Linked DNA regions of Homo sapiens: region 2 is linked to region 1. A link is a loop called in an ENCODE intact Hi-C map of the cell type or tissue named here. Cell type or tissue: heart left ventricle. All regions are shown on one strand. Each heading gives the region's core, and the rest is flanking DNA. Links, peaks and the distances in the headings are about the cores only. Region 1 overlaps OFD1 (OFD1 centriole and centriolar satellite protein). Region 2 overlaps PRPS2 (phosphoribosyl pyrophosphate synthetase 2).

What was found. A loop is a pair of places that touch in the nucleus more often than their neighbours do. Peaks named below come from ENCODE experiments on the same cell type or tissue, not always from the same donor. Only the 100,000 strongest peaks of a DNase experiment are listed, where the experiment ranks them.
Region 2: a loop joins it to region 1, with 6 times the contacts of the local background. A loop is called at or near these places in 2 of 110 quality-filtered maps.

Annotation. Positions count from the first base shown.
Region 1 is chrX:13,746,801-13,754,800 of GRCh38, forward strand. OFD1 (OFD1 centriole and centriolar satellite protein) reads left to right here. Exons shown (of 23, transcript NM_003611.3): 8 at 1-153; 9 at 2,627-2,733; 10 at 4,449-4,568; 11 at 6,568-6,641. Among named protein-coding and RNA genes, the nearest start is that of OFD1, 16 kb to the left of the region's middle. In heart left ventricle, for the core only: CTCF peaks have their summits at 1,238 (motif pointing left), 1,440 and 3,575 (motif pointing right); no DNase peak of the experiment used is centred there.
Region 2 is chrX:12,809,338-12,821,504 of GRCh38, forward strand. PRPS2 (phosphoribosyl pyrophosphate synthetase 2) reads left to right here. Exons shown (of 7, transcript NM_002765.5): 4 at 685-809; 5 at 10,170-10,343; 6 at 11,307-11,466. Among named protein-coding and RNA genes, the nearest start is that of PRPS2, 24 kb to the left of the region's middle. RefSeq lists an enhancer at 10,470-11,669. In heart left ventricle, for the core only: a CTCF peak has its summit at 5,280 (motif pointing right); no DNase peak of the experiment used is centred there.

The sequences.
Region 1 (8,000 bases), core at 1-8,000:
GAGATAGCAAAAATTAAAATGGAAGCAAAAAAAAAGTATGAAAAGGAGTTAACCATGTTCCAGAATGATTTTGAAAAAGCTTGTCAAGCAAAATCTGAAGCTCTCGTTCTTCGGGAAAAGAGTACCCTTGAAAGAATTCACAAGCACCAAGAGGTGGTATTTACAAATATTTTATGGGTGGCTATTTCCTGCAGCTATTAGTAGGTTGGCTCGAGATCCAGCAACAGGATGGTACAGTTGATGGAACAAGGCCCCAGAAGAGCAATAGGGACTGGGGCCAAGAGTGCAAATAGAAGGATGGTCCTTGAAAAGGATACACAAATTTGCTTCCTCTGAGACTGATGGAAAGGCGAGAACTGTGGAGGTGAACAATCAAGTTGGGATTATGAGAAACACACCCTAAATAAGCTCCATCTCCTCAGGCAGATTAGAGGGTTAGATCTTGGGTTTTAGGAGCAGATTGGAGGTGCAGAGTAGTTCCTGTGGGTAAGGGAAGAACAGCCCTTTAAAGCAGAGAGGACTGATCACCTGTATTGAGGGCTCAGCTGTGGTTGGGGGAGCCTGGAATTGAGAGAGGTCAAACCAGGTGCTTGTAAGTGAGTTTTCTGTTCTAGTTCTGGGGAGGATTTGTAAGTATCTCTCTGTCCCTTTCAGTGAGGGTGGAAAGATGGAGATGCTTGGGAAGTAGAGCTTTTCAGAGCCTTATTTGACTAGAGAAAGGCAGCCTACTTAATCGAAGATTCTGGGGCTCTCTTGGGTAGTGAAGGGAAGCAGAGGAGAGGGCAGGTGGCTGCTAACCTAGGGGGAAAGGAAGGGTTGAGTGGCAGTCTCAGTGATCAAGGACTCGATCTGGATAGACTGGTAGGTGGAAGAATGAGGATGGTCCAAGATTACAGAATTGCAGGATGAGGTTTCAGGTGGAGACTAGAAACCAAATGCAGTATGCTGCCATTGGAGAGAGCCATGGAAATGAGCAAGGGTGAAGGTCCCTGGGGTAAAGGAGTCACCACAAGGGTCATCCATGTGACCATTTGATCTTGTCACCCCAGAAAGTAACTGGACAGGAGACAGAGAGGGTGAGGAGTGAGAGGGAGTCCATGTTGGCAAGCAGGATTGGATCTACTCCTTTAAATCATATTCCTTTCCCAAGGGCGTGTCTTAGACCAAACTAGATTTACAGCACTATTTCCAACATACATCCAGAACTACTGCTGTCAGATGTTGAAAGTAGGAATGCTTCCCCCTAGTGTCCACTCTCGCCTGGGGCTTCTCAATAAGACCTAGTTGTTTAATGCTAAGGGCACCCCCTCTAAAATTTTGTATAGCATTTCTGGGAATTGGGTTTGCTTCAGCTATAAAAATGAATGTCAGAAGCACATATCTTTGAGATGATTGGATTGTGTTTAGACTAATAACTTCAACCTTCAAGATAGGTGACTGACTAGATCCCTGTTTATTTATCTGATCATCTGAAGGCTTTGAAGAAGATTGTCATCCTCATAAGAAGCACCATGTCTTTATTCCCTCACCTGGACTGTCCATCCCCTTCTCTCCCTGATAAAAACCATAGTGTCTTTCAAGACCCAGCTTGGATGTCACCTGGGTGATGCCGTCCCTGACTCCCACTGAGCGACCCATTTAGGCCTCATTCCTGCATCAGTCTTTATGTACTTCAGTTACAAAATCATCACATCTTAGTGTGATTGTTTCTCACTCCCTGACTAAATTGTGAGGTCTTTAGAGATGAGGACTATATCTGTCTACCTTTTTATATCCAGTTCCCAGTATGCTGCTTGACATGTCATAGGTAGTTAGTAAATTCTTTCTCTGTGAACACACAAATGGAAGGATGGCCCATTCTTTTAGGAGTTCATATGAGCTTGCTAACTCTGAGTCAGAATGACCCGTGAACTGAAACATTCAGACGACACCACCACTAAAAACCATGGGGATTCAATTCTTTTGGAGTTTTACTGCTGAATGTACATTTTGCTTAATTTTTCTTTCTGGGGAACTTGCCAAAATTTAGGTAAGGGCGCCAGGTGTGGTGGCTCATGCTTGTAGTCCCAGCACCTTGGGAAGCCAAGGCAGGCATATCGCTTGAGTCCAGAAGTTCGACACCAGCCTGGGCAGCATGGCAAAACCCCATCTCTACAAAAATACAAAAAATCAGCCGGACTTGGTGGCGTGTGCCTGTAGTGCCTGCAGCTACTCGGTAGGCTGGGGTGGGAGGACCCCTTGAGCTTGGGAGGTGGAGGTTGCAGTGAGCCAAGATCACCCCACTGCACTCCAGCCTGTGTGACAGAGTGAGACCCTGTCTCAAAAAAAAAAAAAAAAAAATTTTTTTAGATAAGGGACTGAGAGATGTTAAAGAACTAAATAGCATAAATTTCACATGGCATGTTAGGACTGTAGGGTAATGGTAGTTTAACAGTCATTGGGGGAGTAAATTTTTATGCAACTAGAATACGCAAAAAGTATACCTTGAGTCGGAATCTCTTGAAGGTGAAATTGTTATCCTAAATGTCTGTACTTTGCTTTTTGGAATGTAGGAAGCAGTATATTCATTCAAATCTGTTTTGCTTTCATTAGCTTGCTTGCTAAAAATTAATGCTTTTCTATACAGATTGAAACAAAAGAAATTTATGCTCAAAGGCAACTTTTACTAAAAGATATGGATTTGCTAAGAGGAAGAGAAGCAGAGCTGAAGCAAAGAGTTGAAGCTTTTGAATTGTAAGTAATGCATGTTCATTTTGGATATTCAGAATGATGAGATTAAAAAGAATTACTAAATATATATCTAAATATTCTAATGTTCATTGCCAAGTAGAGTTCTTATTTGTAAAGGGGATATCACCTAGAAGGTACAAATTAAGAGGAACAAACACTAGGGTTTTGTTTTTGAAATATTAAACATTAAGATGAAAAGACGAATGAGATGCTATCATCAGGCTACAGTAAGACCAGACAGATTATTTGGAGAAGCTGTTAATACTGGAACAGATCGTATGTTTTGCAGTTACATTCAGTCCCTCAGATCTGATAGTTCCGTGTGTGTATGTATAGTAACTGAATTCCATATATCCAGGCCTGCAGCTTTTACCAGCTGTGTGCTCAGAAAAGGAAGTATGGTGGTCCAACTTGACTTGTACTTGGTGAAACCATTTCTTTGTTACTCACTGTTTCTAAGTGCTCACAAATGTTTCATCCTTGAGATCTTACCTGGGATTGATGGCAAGTTCACCTGTCTATAGTTTGTGCAATAAGCCTTCTCTTCCTTTGGGAATCTGCTATTGACACCCATAGATACTCCAGGAATCTTAGTTCATTAAAGAATTTGGCTCCATTAATGTTTTTTTCTCACTTCTATAGGCTTGATTTGTTTGATTTCAACTCTCTGTCTACCTTACTCTCTTTTTGGCAATAATGAAAAGGTAAATTGATCAAGAGAGAGGAAATAGGCACAAAATTGGGGCAGAGAGAGTTCATCATTCCTTTACCTCCATTTTCTCTACTCTTGTTCCCTCCTTCTCAGCATATAAACTAAATAAATGTAGTTTACCTCTCCATGGCTTTCCAGATTACCAGCAGAGGGAGCTAATACCTAGAGCCTTTACCTGTTCTTAGACTAGTCAGCATTTTGTAGCACTTCTCAGGATGGCTGGATCTCACCACCCATGAACCTACCTCCCTGGCTAAGGAGTTGGTGCTATGGTTGATTTAAAGTCTCACTATGAAGACCATTCTATTCTTCAGTATTTGGAAGCCCTGATTGATCCATCTATCTTTTGCCCTCTCTTTTGGTACTTTTTTCAATATTCAATCAATAGGGTTTTTTGTTTGTTTTGTTTTGTTTTTAAGACACAGTGTCTCTCTGTATTGCCCAGGCTGGTCTCAAACACTTGGGCTCAAGCAATCCTCCTGCCTCAGCCTTCTGAAAAGCTGGGATTATAGGTGCGGGCCACCACACTTGGCTAAAGCTGATTGGTTATTAAATGACAAAAACACATATTGTACCTTGAATATGTATGGACTAATTAATTAAATCCCACAGTTAGAAACAGCATTATAGAAGATTTAAGCACATAAGTACACTTATTTGTTACTTTGTAACTAATAATATCATTATTTCATCCCAGGATTGATTTTGGCTATTTATCACCTATAACCATTGTTTGAGTGTTTATTTTCAGTGAGAAACCACTTCCCTCTTGAGACTCTCCCACTCCCCTCAGCCCAAAGCACAGTCAATTCTGCTAGTTTCAATATGCTGTAACTAGGTCAGTTCATAAAATACACTGAGGACTTCTGGCTCTTTCCTTCTACTTCCCAGTAGTGATATCATGTAGCAGTTTTAGTCTGTGGAACTAGACACATGTGATTTTTTCCTAAATTTGTTAGCTCAGCTATGGTAGTTTATTTACTTTTTATATTTTTGTTAATTTCAGGAACCAGAAGCTCCAGGAAGAAAAACATAAAAGCATAACTGAGGCACTTAGGAGACAGGAGCAGAATATAAAGAGTTTTGAGGAGACCTATGACCGAAAGCTCAAGAATGAACTTCTAAAGTAATTGTTTAGCATTTTTAAATAACTAATATGTTTAAATTAAATTGGTAGAAACATAACAAAAACTGACAAAGTAGTCTGTAACTTAGGCAAACTTTAGTGTTTGAAAAAAAAAAAACATAGTTTTATCGATACAGTCAATCCTTTCCTGCATTTGAGTTAGGATAGTTTTTAAAAGATAAGGGCCGGGTGTGGTGGCTCATGCCTATAATCCCAGCACTCTGGGAGGCTGAGGTGGGCGGATCACCTGAGGTCAGGAGTGCAAGACCAGCCTAGCCAACATGGTGAAACCCCATCTCTACTAAAAATACAAAAATTAGCTGGGTGTGGTGGTGGGCACTTGTAATCCCAGCTACTGGGGAGGCTGAGGCAGGAGAATCACTTGAACCCGGGAGGCAGACGTTGCAGTGAACTGAAGTTGTGCTACTGCACTCTACTAGCCTGCGTGACAGTGACAATCCATCTCAAAAATTAACAACAATAAAAAAATACAGAGAAGCACATCCTCTGCGCTTCTTATGGCTTCTCTAACGTTTATTGTGGGCTGTGATTTGCTTTAATTTTCAGGACACCTTGTGACTTGCTTAGCTTGCATAGTTGATAAGCTGTAAAATTGGAATTATAACCACTTTTAGTTATCTTTTCCTCTACCTCACTCATACAGTCAGAAGGATGGGGTTATCTGACAATATATAAATTATACTAGTGGTCATAGTATTTGTCAGTGAACATGTGCCTTGTATTCCTTCAAGATTCAGCAAAGCCAGAATCAAAAGAGCTAAAATTAACTATGTGAGGCAAAAAGTGATATAGGGAAAGGAAAATATGGACAACTATGGTAACTTTGGCTTTTCTGTAGTCTGAGTTTTGTGTATCAGTGAATAATATCTCAGTGCTACGACATTATGCCCATGTGGTAACATTTCTCTTCAGTGTGTGGGAAAGCATCTGGCACATAAAAAGTGCTCAGTTAATATTTGTTGTAAATGTGTCACGAGGAAATGATTCAACTCAGGTGCTCTGGGCATTTCTTATTTGGCCTCTTTTATTGCCTTTCTCATAATTTGTCATCGATATTCCATTACATAATATTGCAAAGGTTTCTTGAGGTAATCCTTTAAACAAATCCTATTTTTAAAAAATATGGCAGCTTTTTTATCTATTGATTTTGAAATGATGTATTTTACCCACATCTTCTATGTCAGTTTCTATACTAAAATAGCTAAAATGGAAGTGTCTGTAGTTGCTGAATTTTTAGGAATAAATGAATTAAAGTATGTGTGTTAATTTTACATAGTTATGGAGCTAGTGAACTATTTGGTGTCATTGTGACAGCTTCCACAGGCTGCATGGTGTCTGCCTGGCTTTGGGAATCCTCATATGACTTTGGCAGGTGTTGGAGTTTGGAGGCTCTTCGCCACAGGAGTGCTTCTATTTCCTTTTGGAACCAAAAGGGCAGCTGGTAACAGCTGGGAAAGGGAAGTGAAACTGTGAAAATGTGCCTTTTGGTATTGCTAATCCGGATATAATGCTCTTGGCAGTTGGCTCTCAGGACTGTGCTTAGTCCCTGAGCACAAAAGTTCTTACCTTGGTTGGGGGTGGGCAGATGGTACAGGTGGATTGGAAGTGACCGTCTGATTATCATTTGGGATTGAGTCTGTTGTGTGCTGTGTAAATTTAATTTACCCCTTTGCTCTTTGTGTCAGTTGAGACCAACTGAAAAGTGATTGCTTTCAGTAAGTAACCTTATGATAACACGACGCTTCATTTTGTGTGATTGAGTTTTGGGACCCAGTTTATAGGATCAAGGAAGGGTTTTACTGGGCATTTTATGTTCAGGGGTTATATCCCTGGCTTTAGTATTGAGGACTTTGAAGTTTACAAGTTGTCATGTTTAGCACCCTCAGGTGCTCCTGTGCCATAGATAAGCTCCTGCACTGATAACAGTCTTTCCAGAAAAATGCCTGAGGAGCTCATATTTAGTCATTCTGATTCTCAGGTATCAACTTGAACTGAAGGATGACTACATCATTAGAACTAATCGACTGATTGAAGATGAAAGGAAGAATAAAGGTGATGTTTGGGGGGAAAATAAGCTGTATTTTTCAGTTCTGCTGTAGGTTATTAGCTTCCCAAGTTGGGTCTTTTCTATATTCTAAAAAATACAGCTTACACTTCATTGTTCATACAAAATTACACATTTTTTGTAATTTTAATTTTATAAATTAAAAATCATGGTCTTCACTGCCTTTTGAGGAACCTTCATGTTTAATAGTTTGTATATTCACAAAGGCCAGTGATTTATCATGGATATTTTATCCAACTTTATTTCATATATTTTGATAAATCTGCAATTGTCAGGAACGTAGCAGCAACTTATTGCTGTCAAGTACGTATTACTCCTAACCATGAGAGACTTTATTTTTCACTTACGGAAAACTTTTAACTTCTCTGTCCTCTGTGACCTAGTTTCTTATTTCTTTTGCTTCTAATATATTTTTATGCTTTATAATATTTTTACTTGATGTATAACCTTCTGAACTCTTGTGTACATTGGCCTGAGACTATGGAAGTTGAATAATTTTTCAATCTTCAGATGTTTTACATTTCAGTGTATTTTTTTTTTTTTTTGAGACGGAGTCTCGCTCTGTCACCTAGGCTGGAGTGCAGTGGTGCGATCTCGGCTCACTACAAGCTCCACCTCCCAGGTTCACGCCATTCTTCCACCTCAGCCTCCCCAGTAGCTGGGACTACAGGCACCCACCAACACGCCCGGCTAATTTTTTGTATTTTTAGTAGAGGCGGGGTCTCAGCGTGTTAGCCAGGATGATCTCGATCTCCTGACCTCGTGATCCGCCCGCCTCGGCCTCCCAAAGTGCTGGGATTACAGGCGTGAGCCACCACGCCCGACCCATTTCAATGTATTTCTAGGAAATTGCTGTAACAAGAAGTTGAAGTTTTGGTGGAAATTTCAAGTAGATTCCTGGGAGGAAACCAGGGTTAGATAGTTGATGTTGACCAGATACCCAATGTGTGGCTACTGTCTTTTTTTTTTTTTTTTTTTAAGAGACGGAGTCTTGCTCTGTTGCCCAGGCTGGAGTACAGTGGCACAATCTCAGCTCACTGCAACCTCTGCCTCCTGGGTTCAAGTGATTCTTGTGCCTCAGCCTCCCAAGTAGCTGGGACTACAGGTGTGCGCCACCATGCCTGGCTAATTTTTGTAGAGAGAGAGTTTCACCATGTTGGCCAGGCTGGTCTCGAACTCGTGACCTCAGGTGGTCCGCCTGACTTGGCCTCCCAAAGTGCTGGGATTACAGGCGTGAGCCACTGTGCCCAGCCCCTTTTACTATCTTGTGGAGACTAATACTTCTTTTATGCATTAATACCATTACGTATGTAACAAATTATGGTTTGATGATATATCTACATAGA
Region 2 (12,167 bases), core at 2,180-10,179, 940 kb before region 1:
CGTGTTTTCCTTCTGCAAATGGTTAAATCAAGTCTGTTAAATTAAATAATCTTAGGTAACATTACTTGTGTTTGAGTTTATATATGGCTACTCTCTTGGATTTTTGTCTTTACTAAACTTGAAAATATAATTTGATATTAGTACTTCCAGTCTCTATCACCACCTTGCCCCCCAGTCAATTTTGGAGGAGTGGGGATGGCTTTTTGGTAGTAAGCTCTATATAGTTCCATCTCAGCTTATGGAAAATAATTAGAACGGCAGTCATAATGTACACTTTTTAACTTCTTCATAACTTATTTTCTTTGTCTCTAAAACAGGCCAAATTATACTGTGCCACTTTGTGTTATATAATGAACGTGAAGTATTTGATTTATAATAACTACTTAAGAGACAACAAACCTTTTCCCTCACCGTCCTGCATAGCCATTCTATTCCTCAGAATATAGGCCATCATAAGACAATGGAATATGTCCCAAGAGACAGATTGGACTGAAATATGCCCCTATAACATATCTGTCTTTTGATTTAATTCTGTTTAAAATTAACAAAAGGGAGTCTGTTATAAAAGCTTCTTTTGAACAAAAAATGCAAATGTTATTTAATGAAAGCGATTATCGTTTAAAAAAACAAAAGAAAACAAAACAAAACAAAACCCTGCAACATGACACTCACTTCTCCCTTTAGGGATTCTTTGATATTCCTGTGGATAATTTGTATGCGGAGCCCGCAGTCCTGCAGTGGATTCGGGAAAACATTGCCGAGTGGAAGAACTGTATCATTGTTTCACCTGACGCAGGGGGAGCCAAAAGGTATCATGCAGGCTACACCTTGCAGATTTCTCCATCTGCTGATTGGTTTTTCCTTTTCCGATGTATTAGATAAGGAAGCATGCTGTAAATTACTTAAAGCTTTATTTTGCTAATGAGCAAGTAAGTAGACCGCAGGCTTCACTTCCAGAGCAGAAACCCATCATCTTTGTTAATATTTCGTCATTCAGGAAAGAAGAAAATACAGAGACACACATACACAATAGGTATATATTGGTTTATTTGTTTTCAGCAAAGGGTAGATGTGTTTGAGGTTTTTTTAAGTTATCGTTTTCTGATTATAAAAGTAATGAGCCTAATTGGAAAATAAGTCTTTTAATTAACAGCACTTGGAAATGGTAGCCAAAATAGAACAATTTTTTTTTAAAAGAAATCTCTGTACATAGAATACCAAGAAGGAAATATCTGAGACCAAGAAATAAAGCAGAGGCGGAAAGCCATGTCCAGGTGGCTTGGGGGATGGGCATCAGATCCAGCAAGAGCCTGGTGGCTTGGGTTTTAATACTCACCTGGAAACCCCCATAAAGAAGGGAGTTAAAGCCAGGCACGGTGATGTATGCCTGTAATCCTAGCACCTTGGGAAGCCGAGGCGGGAGAATCACTTGAGCCCAGGTGCTCCAGGCTGCAGAGAGCTATGATCACACCACTGCACTCCAGCCTGGGTAACAGAGTGAGACCCTGACTCTAAAAAAAAAAAAAAGAAGAAGAAGAAGAAGAGAAGAGGGCTGAAGGCCAGATTTCTAGCCAAAAGCCAGGGGGAAAGCCCATCTTTACCTCGGCCTTTGGTTTAGGGGAGGAAATAGTCACCTATGAGAAGTCAAACCACGAGCCTGTGCCACATTCAGATGTGGAGTGGAATGCACACGAAAATGTGCTCCAGGCTGCAGAGCCCCTGCAGAGGGAGAATTTCACAATCCTAGCTGCTCGGTGAGTGCTCCCTGCTCAACCTGACCCGATGCCTGATCCAAAGTTAGAAAACCAAGAGAACACAGTCCACGCAGGCCCAGCATGTGCAGACAACAGGGCAGCAGGCAGCCAATACTTGGGGATAAGATAATAATTACTGGACTATCAAATAAGTAAGTTTAAAAGGAAACTGAGGTGAAGGAGAGTTAACAACAACCTGGTCGTAACAGTACGGCAGTGATGAGGCACCCAGTGGTGTGAGAACGTGGTACTAAGTAGCACCTCTGAAGGGCTTCACAGAGATACTCGAGGCGTTAACAAGCAATCAGGGTACAGGGTGTTCAGAATCAAGGATGAGCACAATAAGAGAATGCTGCAAGCTGAGGCTTGGTGACCCAATGACCTTGTAGAGCTTTGCAGATGCTATCTGGGAAGAAAAAAAGCTGGGAAGGGAGTTTTATTGTGTAGGTAGAGACCTCCATAAGGGAGAAGTAGGAGAGACTTCTACCCCCCAGTCCAGTGAGGAAGCAAGGAAGCTCTAAATGTGCACTAATAGAGGAGTGATGAGAGTGACAAGTGATCAGCCTTTGGAATGTCTGACATCAAAAGCCTGTCCCTCATTTGGCACCCTCATCTGCCTGCAGCCCAGCTGAGGACCTAGGATCTAACACAAAAGCTTAGAAGTAGCCCAGAAAGTTGTCTTAACACTCTTGCAGGGAAACACAGGCCCTGATTCTTAGAAGAGCCTTGTTCATTCTGCTCAAAGCTGCCTTCCAACGGCTGCTGGGGTTCCCAGCACAGAAGAGAAGGAACGGACCATGCAGCTGGAGATCGGCCTCTGCCAGCAGCAGGAAGTGGCTGTGGCCAGGGAGGAGACACAAATATATAAAAGACGGGAGCAGAAAGTTAACTTGCAAAGACCCTAGGTGGGCAGTCACGGGGTGGAGGGCAGCGCTGTGTCACGTAGCCTATTACTGTACGGTGTGTAATGTTCACAAAAATGCCCTTGGCCAAGAATCAAGGTTGAATGACGCTGAGAGTCCTCTGCAAAAGATTGTGAGCAACATTTTGGAGTCATATCTACTAGAAATGCTTGCAGTTGACTTGGAAACTTCTGCAAGTCACATGGAATCTGCATTCAAATGAGGCAAATGCACTGGCCCAGTGGAAGGTTAGAGGCAAAGAATCCAGCCAAAGGGGTACAGGAGCGAGCGTCAGATGTAACTGGGTTATAATAACAGCTTTGTTACAATGTAATTCAAATACGTACAATTGGCCGGGTGTGGTGACTCACACTTGTAACCCCAGCACTTTGGGAGGCCAAGGCAGGTGGATCGCTTGAGGTCAGGAGTTCGAGACCAACCTGGCCAACAGGGTGAAACCCCGTCTCTGCTGAAAATACAAAAATTAGCTGGGCTTGGTGGTGCACGCCTGTAATTCCAGCTATTCAGGAAGCTGAGGCAGGAGAATCACTTGAACCTGGGAGGTGGAGGTTGCAGTGAGCCGAGATCACGCCACTGCACTCCAGCGTGGGTGACAGGGCGAGAGTCCGTCTCAAAAAAGAAAAAGAAAATACCAAAAAACTCCAAATACGTACAGTTTACCCATTTAAAGTGTACAGTTCAGCAGTGTTTTGCATATTCAGAGATTTGTGCAACCATCACTATCTAATTCCAGAGCATTTTTATCACCCCAAAAAGAAACCCTGTACCCATTAGCAGTCACTCCCCATTTACTTCCCCCCACCTTATCCCTGGCAGCCAGGAATCTACTTTCTATCTTTATGGGGTTATCTTTTGGAGACTTTGTATATCAATTGGTAGTATAGAACATGGCCTTTGTGTCTGGCAGATACCTTTGTAAACCAGAAAATGTTATTTTGGCAGCTACTCAGCCCAAAGAATAGTAGATTCCACAAATTTGTATGACCATCTTTCTTTCCTCCCCCAACCTTGTTTTTATATACATAGTCTAAGAATATCATACATGCTCTTAGCAGAAATTCAGACAGTACAAAAGTGTCCCATCCCTGTTCTTTAAATGCCACCGTTATTTCCAGTGTCAGAATTGTGTTATTTAAGCGTATATCTGCCTATTTATTTCACGCAAATGGCAATGCGATGTACACAGTTCTTCACTGTGCTTTTCTGAAAAACTCACTTGCTGTATCTTAACAATGATTCCATAGTCGTGTTGTGCAGCTGTGCAATATTCCCTTGTGTGCATGTACCACAGCTCCTGTGACCAGTCAGGCCCCCTCTTCCCCATTTGTAGGTGCCGTTGTTTGCACTCTTAAATGCAGTTGTGAAGCAATATCGTTGCTTTGACATTTTGTACACGTGTGCTAGTAGGATACGTTCCTAGAAGTGGAATTGCCGAGTCAAAAGGCATGAGCCATTTTAGGTTTGATGGGCAGTGCCAAAATATGGTCTTTTCCAAAAAATATACCAGTTGACATTCCATCATGTATGGATGCCAGTGACTTTCTACACAGCCTTGCTCACACAGTGGGTTATCAGGCAGTTTACTTCCAGATCAGGTAGGTGATCTATGGCATCCTCTTCCTGTGAGCTCTGGTTGCTGTGGGTGAGGGTAGTGCCCTCACCAGGGTATGTTGATTTTCCATGAGATGGGTCTCTATTCAAATCTTTTGCCTATTGTTCTCTTGGCTGGGACGTTTCTTGTGGATTGTCTACAGTTTTGCATAGACGAGATCACAGCTGTTTCTCATGTGTGTTGCAAATATTTCTCCAAGTTTTTTCATTTCTTCTCCTATTTTGTATTTTTATTCTCTGCAGGACTTTAAAAACCTTCTTACGTAGTCAGGTTTATTTTTTCTTCACATTATGGCTTCTGAGTTTATGTAGGAGTCATCCTTCTCTTAAAATTTGTCTTCTCCCATGATTCTGTATATTTTTTTCTTTTTTAATGTCCCAAGTTTACTTCCATCTGAAATTTATTTTGGAATAAAGAATGAAATAAGAATCCAGCCCCCCCACCCCCGACTCTACTGTCTAGTTTTTCCAAAACTATTTATTAAATAATCCACCTCTATTGATTTGAAATGGCATCTTTCATCATATACAGAGTTCCCCATTTCAAATAGATAGCTATTTGCCAACTCCTACTTTTAAAAAAATGCAGAATAAAGTAAACAGAATAAATGGCTGGGGTTGAGATGCTGTTTTGTTTTGTTGAGACCTCCTTTCAAGCAGTCTGCACTCAATCACCCCTGCTCCCTCTGCCAGGAAAATCAAGCTTTTTAGGGAAGTACATTTCAGAATTTTTGTCACCTCCTTTCTCTTTTCCAAGTGTTTCTGCTACACATTATTGTCATCCTCATATTCTAGCCCCCAACTGACAGTCTCCTCAGAACAGCCTTGCGGGTAATACATGACATATGCAGTTGACATTATCTGTGACTTCTTTGCTTGATGCAAAAGGTCATAGTTAGCAAAATAAAATACTGTAAATTTCTGTCTGACCAATTGGAGCTTGTTGCTTTAGAAAAAGCTTTGAAGCTTGACTCGTTCCGGGTAAAACTGAATGTTGCCACAGGAGGTCACTCTTGGGTAGGCTTTGTAGCTTGGTTGGGTTGACCACGGAAAGAAAATTAAACCTAAGAAACCTACCTACCACTGCTGAGATAGCAAGTGTCAACCTAAAAGTGGTATGGGAAGAGGGTAAAACTAGATAACTCAGATTTAACTTTTTTTCTGATTACATAATCTTTGAAGATGCTCTATAGGAAATTTGGAAAGTAGAAAGAAGAAAATCTTAACACTTTATATCTCAACCAGTGATGCCACTATGAATAATTTGGTGTACTATGTATCTGTCTCTCCTGGGGGAGCTGATATGGCACATGCACCCACAGAGAAAAGATTGTAAATATGTGCCCAGAAGAAATCCAAAACTGTATGTATATAATTTTCGTTCTGCCTTTTTCTGCCTAAGATTTCAGTGTGGTATGTTGTGTCAACATCATTTGTTAGGAGTATGTATTAGGTCTCCATGATATACAAGGAAAAGAAGAGTTACCTATAGCTTTTTCAGGAAATCATAGCGTTCTAACAACCCAGGAAGCTGTTTGCAGGGGTATTTTCTCTTATCTTCTTCTTCTGACATTACCATTGGATACCTTTTAGTGGCTAGGGCTCCCCACTCAAGTGAGATGTCTGTGTCCCCCACTGCCAAGAACCACAGAGCTCACCTTCTTTCCCAGTCCCACTTCCATGCCTACCCTGCTGTCTGCTTGTGAGCAGGCTCGTGAGAACAGGCGCCACCTGGCAGAGAGATGAAAACAGGTTCTGCTTTAACTTCTCCGGTATAGAACTTCCACCACAAAGGGCAGTGCTTCCCAGTGCTGGGCTGTGGATTGGTATCCTGTCATGCCCAAATCTGCCTAGTCGTTACCAAATAAGCAGACGGTAATGTATGTGGACATTTTGTGCGAGGTGTTCATGTGTCTTGGGAAAACCTGTCTCATGTTCCCAGAAAGTAGCTTTCCTTACCTGGAGTTTGAGTGGCTTTTATGACATTGGCATGTAGATAATAGAACTGTACGTGTTTTTTTGTTTGTTTGTTTTTTGAGATGGAGTCTCGCTCAGTCGCCCAGGCTGGAGTGCAATGGCGTGATCTTGGCTCACTGCAACCTCCACCTCCCGGGATCAAGCGATTCTCCCGCCTCAGCCTCCCAAGTAGCTGGGGTTACAGGCAGCCACCATCATGCCCGGCTACTTTTTGTATTTTTGTAGAGATGGAGTTTCACCATGTTGGCCAGGCTCATCTTGAACTCCTAACCTCAGGTGATCCACCCACCTCGGCCTCCCAAAGTGCTGGGATTACAGCTGTGAGCCACCGTGCCTGGCTGAACTGTAGGTGTTTTAAGGTGATGATGGAGCAAAATTTTTGTTGGCCTTTAAATTAATTTTTTTAATTAAATCTTTAAGTAAGGAAACTGTTGACAGCTAGACAAGTTTACAAACAAAGGGTATCTGCTAGGGCTACTGTGGTTTTGGTTGCATCCTGAAGAATGAGTGTTTTAAGGGTAGGATGAGTGTTCTAAGGGTAGGAGAAACATGGACCTCAATATAGTAATGATTCCCTTTGCTTCAAGGACGTTGATGTCTTATTCTCTTATCTCACAGTCTCTGTGTTTAACTGGAAAGTTTGGTCCCTTTTCTTTTATGATAATTGACATAGTTGGATTTATGACCACCACCTTACTATGTGGTTTTTTTGTTTTTGAGACAGAGTCTTGCTCTGTTGCCCAGGCTGGAGTGTAGTGGCGCGATCACAGCTCACTGCAGCCCCCGATCTCCCAGGCTCAAGTAATCCTGCCACCTTAGCCTCCCAAGTAGCTGGAACTAAAGGCGCATGCCACCATGCCTGGCTAATTTTTGTATTTTTTGTAGAGATGGGGTTTTACTATGTTGCCCAGGCTGGTCTCCAATTCCTGGGCTCAAGTGATCTGCCTGCCTCGGCCTCCCAAAATGCTGGGATTATAGGTGTGAGCCACCATGCTTAGCTACTATATGCTTTAGTTTTTCCTTCTCCACAAAGTAGACATTATTATTATTTTGGTTTTGTACAATCAACATTTGTTTAGATTTGTCCACATATTGATCAATATCTTTGCTTACCTTTCTCTGCCCCTGCCCCTCACCACATCTCAATGTATCTGTGGTGATTTTCCTTTTGCTTAAGTTGCATTCTTTAAGTGGTTATATGTTAGAAATAAATTCTCAGGTTGTATAGTTTGGCTGAAACTATCTTTATTTTGCTCTCCTTCTGGAAAGGCAGTTTTGCTGAGTATAGACTCCTAGCCTGAGAGTTATTTTCTCATATCACATTGAAGATATGACTCCATAACTTCTGGCTTCCATTGGGGAAGTTGAGGACTTGGCCATCCTTACTAGGTGACTTGTCTTTATTCTTTGTCTCTTTTAAGCTTTCTTGGTCTTCTATAGTTTTGTTAAGATTGTTTGGGAATTCATTTGTTGGGTTTATTGGATCCGAGGATCCTCAGATCCAATAAACCCAACAAATCATCAGGAAACAGTTGTCAGAAGACATCATTGGTCCTGTGTTTCCTACGGAAATAAAAAACAATAAATATTGCACTGAATGTTTGTGGTTTGGTGTCCCTGAATAATAAAGAAGGAACATATTTGCAAAAAGTTGCATAGGGTTTTTTTATGCAGAATTTTGTCAGAAGACAGTGGTGCTGCCATGTTTTTCTTTGAGTGCAAATGTACATTGCTAAGATTTTTTTAAGATGGCATGTGCTTTGAAAAGAGGATATTGCATTTTTAAGAGTTTAAAAATCTTATGAGTGAGAAATATTAAAAAATCTTATTTTCCCCTCTTTACAAGAAATAAAAGATGTTCCTCATAAAAAAAAAAAAAAAAAAAAAGGAAATATTAGCCGAATAGGTTATACAGAGTTACCATATGACCCAGCAATTCCACTCTGAGGTATATTCCCCAAAGACTTGAAGACAGGGACTCAAACAGATACTTATACACCAGTGTTCATAGCGGCAGTATTCAGTATAGCCAAAAGGTGGAACCAACCTGAGTGGCCATGAACAGATGAATGGATGAACGCAATGCGCTGTATCCACCCAATGGAATGTTATTCAGACTTAAAGAGAGATGAAGTACTCATCTATGCAGCCGTGTGGATGGACTATGAACAGTTTATGCTAATTGAAAGAGGCCAGACACAAAAATGCACGTATTTTATGATTCCATTTATACAAAAAGTTCAGAATAGAGACAGAAAATAGATTCATGCTTGGCAGGGCCTGGGGGGAGGGGAGAATAGGGAGTGCCTGCTTAAGGGGTGTGGGGTTTCCTTTTGATATCATGAAATGTTCTGGAACTAGACAGAGATAATAGTTGTGCAATGTTGTGAATGTACTTGATGCCATTGAATTAATACACTTTAAAATGGCTCCAAGGATAAATTCTGTGTTATGTATATTTTACCACAATTGAAAAGAAACACTGGCTGGGCACAGTGGCTCATGTCCGTAATCCCAGCACTTTGGGAAGCTGAGGTGGGCGGATCACCTGAGGTCAGGAGTTCGAGACCAGCCTGGCCAACATGGAGAAACCCTGTCTCTACTAAAAATACAAAATTAGCCAGGAGTGGTGGTGCATGCCTATCACCCCAGCTACTCAGGAGGCCGAGGCAGGAGAATCACTTGAACCCAGGAGGCAGAGGTTGCAGTGAGCCGAGATTGTGCCATTGCACTCCAGCCTGGTCAACAAGAGTGAAACTGTCTCAAAAAAAAAAAAAAAAAAGAAAAGAAAAGAAACACTGGTTGTGTTGTGAAAATCCTCAGAAATAGGGAGGGGAGCCTGGAGCACCTAACTGCCCTTCCCACTGCCTTCTCAGCCCCAGAGAGTGTCCCCTCTGTCCTTCATCAGAGCACGCGAGGAGCTCCATTCCTGGTCGTCATCTGAGGATGACACAATGAGTAGGACTAGGACTTTAAAACTAGTGTGTGGAGGTTATATCCTCCATGTACTGCGTCTTAAGTTGGGCCATGTGTGTATTGGTCCCCAAAGCATTTTTTCAGCTAAATTGCATAATGACTGTTATTTTAAAAACTGGAAAAGGAAAATCTTAATGTTACATTATACCTGTGGCATTGTCTTGAAATAAGTTTCACCATTTAAATCCACTCTTCACAGGAAAATCTGAAATGCCCCAGGCTCACCAGCAAGCGAGGCCTGCCCACTTTCTCTTCCTGTTGGCAGCTCAGCTCCTCCTGAGCTAGTGATTTTTTTTTTTAAAGAGATGGGATCTTGCTATGTTGTCCAGGCTGTATTCGAACTCAGACGCAAGCCATCCTTCTACCTGCGACTCCTGAGTAGCTGGGCCTACAGGCACGATGCCATGCCTGGCACCATTGATGTCTGAGCATTTGCCTTAGATGAGCAGAGGAGCTGGACTCACAGTTTAAAGTCTCCTTAGACCTTGAATGCAATGAAGCCCATCCTGACTAGCCTACATATTAGATGGCTGTATTAACCAGGACTTTTGTCCCCACTATCTGTGCCACAAACTGGGCAAATAGTAGTTCCTAAATAACTTACTTTAAGTTGTACCTGTCATGGTTTTAAAATGCTACCCACAAATACTAACAAACTGAATATCAAATTCTTACCCAGTAGTTCTATCCAGTGGCCAGGGTGCCCTGACGGTCATTCCTAGCTGCCCCAATTGCAAGGTCCGCCATTAGCACATTTCTCCCTGTGGATTGCTAAGTGCCTGCCCCAGACCATGCCTGGGCTGATCAAGAGAGGCCTGATTCTTGCATCATCTCTCGGGTGTGGTTGCCTGCTACATTCCCAAAATACAACTTTAAAGGCGAGATCTCTAGTTGACTGTATGAACATGTTCATTTGTGCCTTTGCCAGGGTTACATCAATTGCAGACAGGTTGAATGTGGAATTTGCTTTGATCCACAAAGAGAGGAAGAAGGCGAATGAAGTGGACCGGATGGTCCTGGTGGGCGACGTGAAGGACCGTGTGGCCATCCTCGTGGATGACATGGCTGACACTTGCGGCACCATCTGCCATGCTGCGGACAAGTACGCAGGGCGGTGGGGAAAGCGTTAGGACTTCTCACTAGGAAAGGGAAACACATCAGCTTTTAGAAATTGGGCTCTTTTTTCCTGATTATTGCCGGTCTTGGCAGTGGAGTTTTAGACCAAAGGAGATTCTAGGCCCTTTTATCTTTATACTTCTTTCTCTGGTAGAAAAGAAAGCACGGGCCTTTTCGTTTTCCAGGGTGAGCTTGTAGTGTACCTGGAAAAAGGTCAAAGAAGGTGCTTCCCTTTGCACTGAGCACGACAGGAAAGATGGTTTTTCGGGCTTCTTCAGGCCCTAGCTTCCTTCCATTTGGCTTTCGTGCCAGCCTTCTCAGCCACATGGGTGTCTGGAGGATTTGTAGAGCTGCTGCCCAGTATGGAAGCCCCCACCCAGCCACACGTGGCCGTGGAGCTCTTGGAATATGGCCAGTCTGACTTGAGATGTGCTGAGAGTATAAAAAGGCCACTAGGTTTTGGAGACTTAATATGAAACAATGAATATATATCTCATTTACATATATGTTTTTATGTTGATTACACATCAAAACAATGATGTTTGGCTATATTGGTTTAAACAGGTGGTTCTCAACCAGGAGTGATTTTGCTCCCTGGGAGACATGTGGCAATGTCTAGAGACATTTTTTGTTGTCACGGCTGAGGGGTGGGTTGTCGTTAGTGGGTAGAGGCCAGGGATGCTGTTGAATTTTCCCATAATGCGTAGGACAGCCCCCGTGACAAAGAATTATCCTGGCTCAAGTGCCAAGGTTGATAGTCCCCGATTTAATGGAATACAAAGTGTTTTGCTCATGCTTGAGTGATCCTATCTTAGGTTAATAAATGTGAGTGAAATTTGTTGCATTTTTCTTTTACGGAGCACACTTTGTGCTTTTACCATTCATACTAGGGGAGAGTATTCCAAGAATATTTGCATACCCTTAATTTTTATCTTCTGCTGTTCTACAGGCTGCTGTCAGCTGGAGCCACCAAAGTGTATGCTATCCTTACCCATGGGATCTTCTCTGGACCAGCTATTTCCAGAATAAATAATGCCGCCTTTGAGGCTGTTGTCGTCACAAACACAATTCCGCAAGAGGACAAAATGAAACACTGCACCAAGATTCAGGTACTGTCTATACACCAAAGGCAGCCAAGCAGCCAGGCACCTACTTTAGATCCTTAAAAATAGCATCATGTCTTGTGTGTGTGTGGCTCCTTGCTAAGGCACATGCTTGGCAGAGGCGGCAGCTTCTCATGACGGCAGGATATAAATCATATTAGATCCCTGAAAAAGGCCAGGACCAGCAGAGGTCAACGTTCGCTATTTAGAAATAGAGAGTGAAGAAAATCACAATGGAAAAACAGTCAGAAACGGGTTGTGCTAAAGCTAAACTTAGAATTATCATATGATCCAATAATTCCACCCCTAGGTATATGCCCCCCAAATTTGGAAACATATTCAAACAGAAACTTGTACAGACATGTTCATAGCAGCACTATTCACAATAACCAAAAGGTAGAACCACCCAATGGCCATCAACGGACAAACAGATGGCCAAAGTGTGCTCTGTCGCTACGATGGAATACTATTCAGCCTTTAAAGGGAAAGAAATCCTGACACATGCTACAGCATGGATGAACCTTGAAAACATCGTGCTAAGTGAAAAAAGCCAGATGCAAAAGGAGGAATATTGTGTTTCCGCTTCTAGGAGGTACCTGAGATTGGAAAATTCATAGAGACAAAGTAGAATGGTGCCTATCAGGGTCTGGGGGTGGGGGGGGCAGTGGGGCGTTATCTATCATTTAATGACTATATAGTTTTTGTTT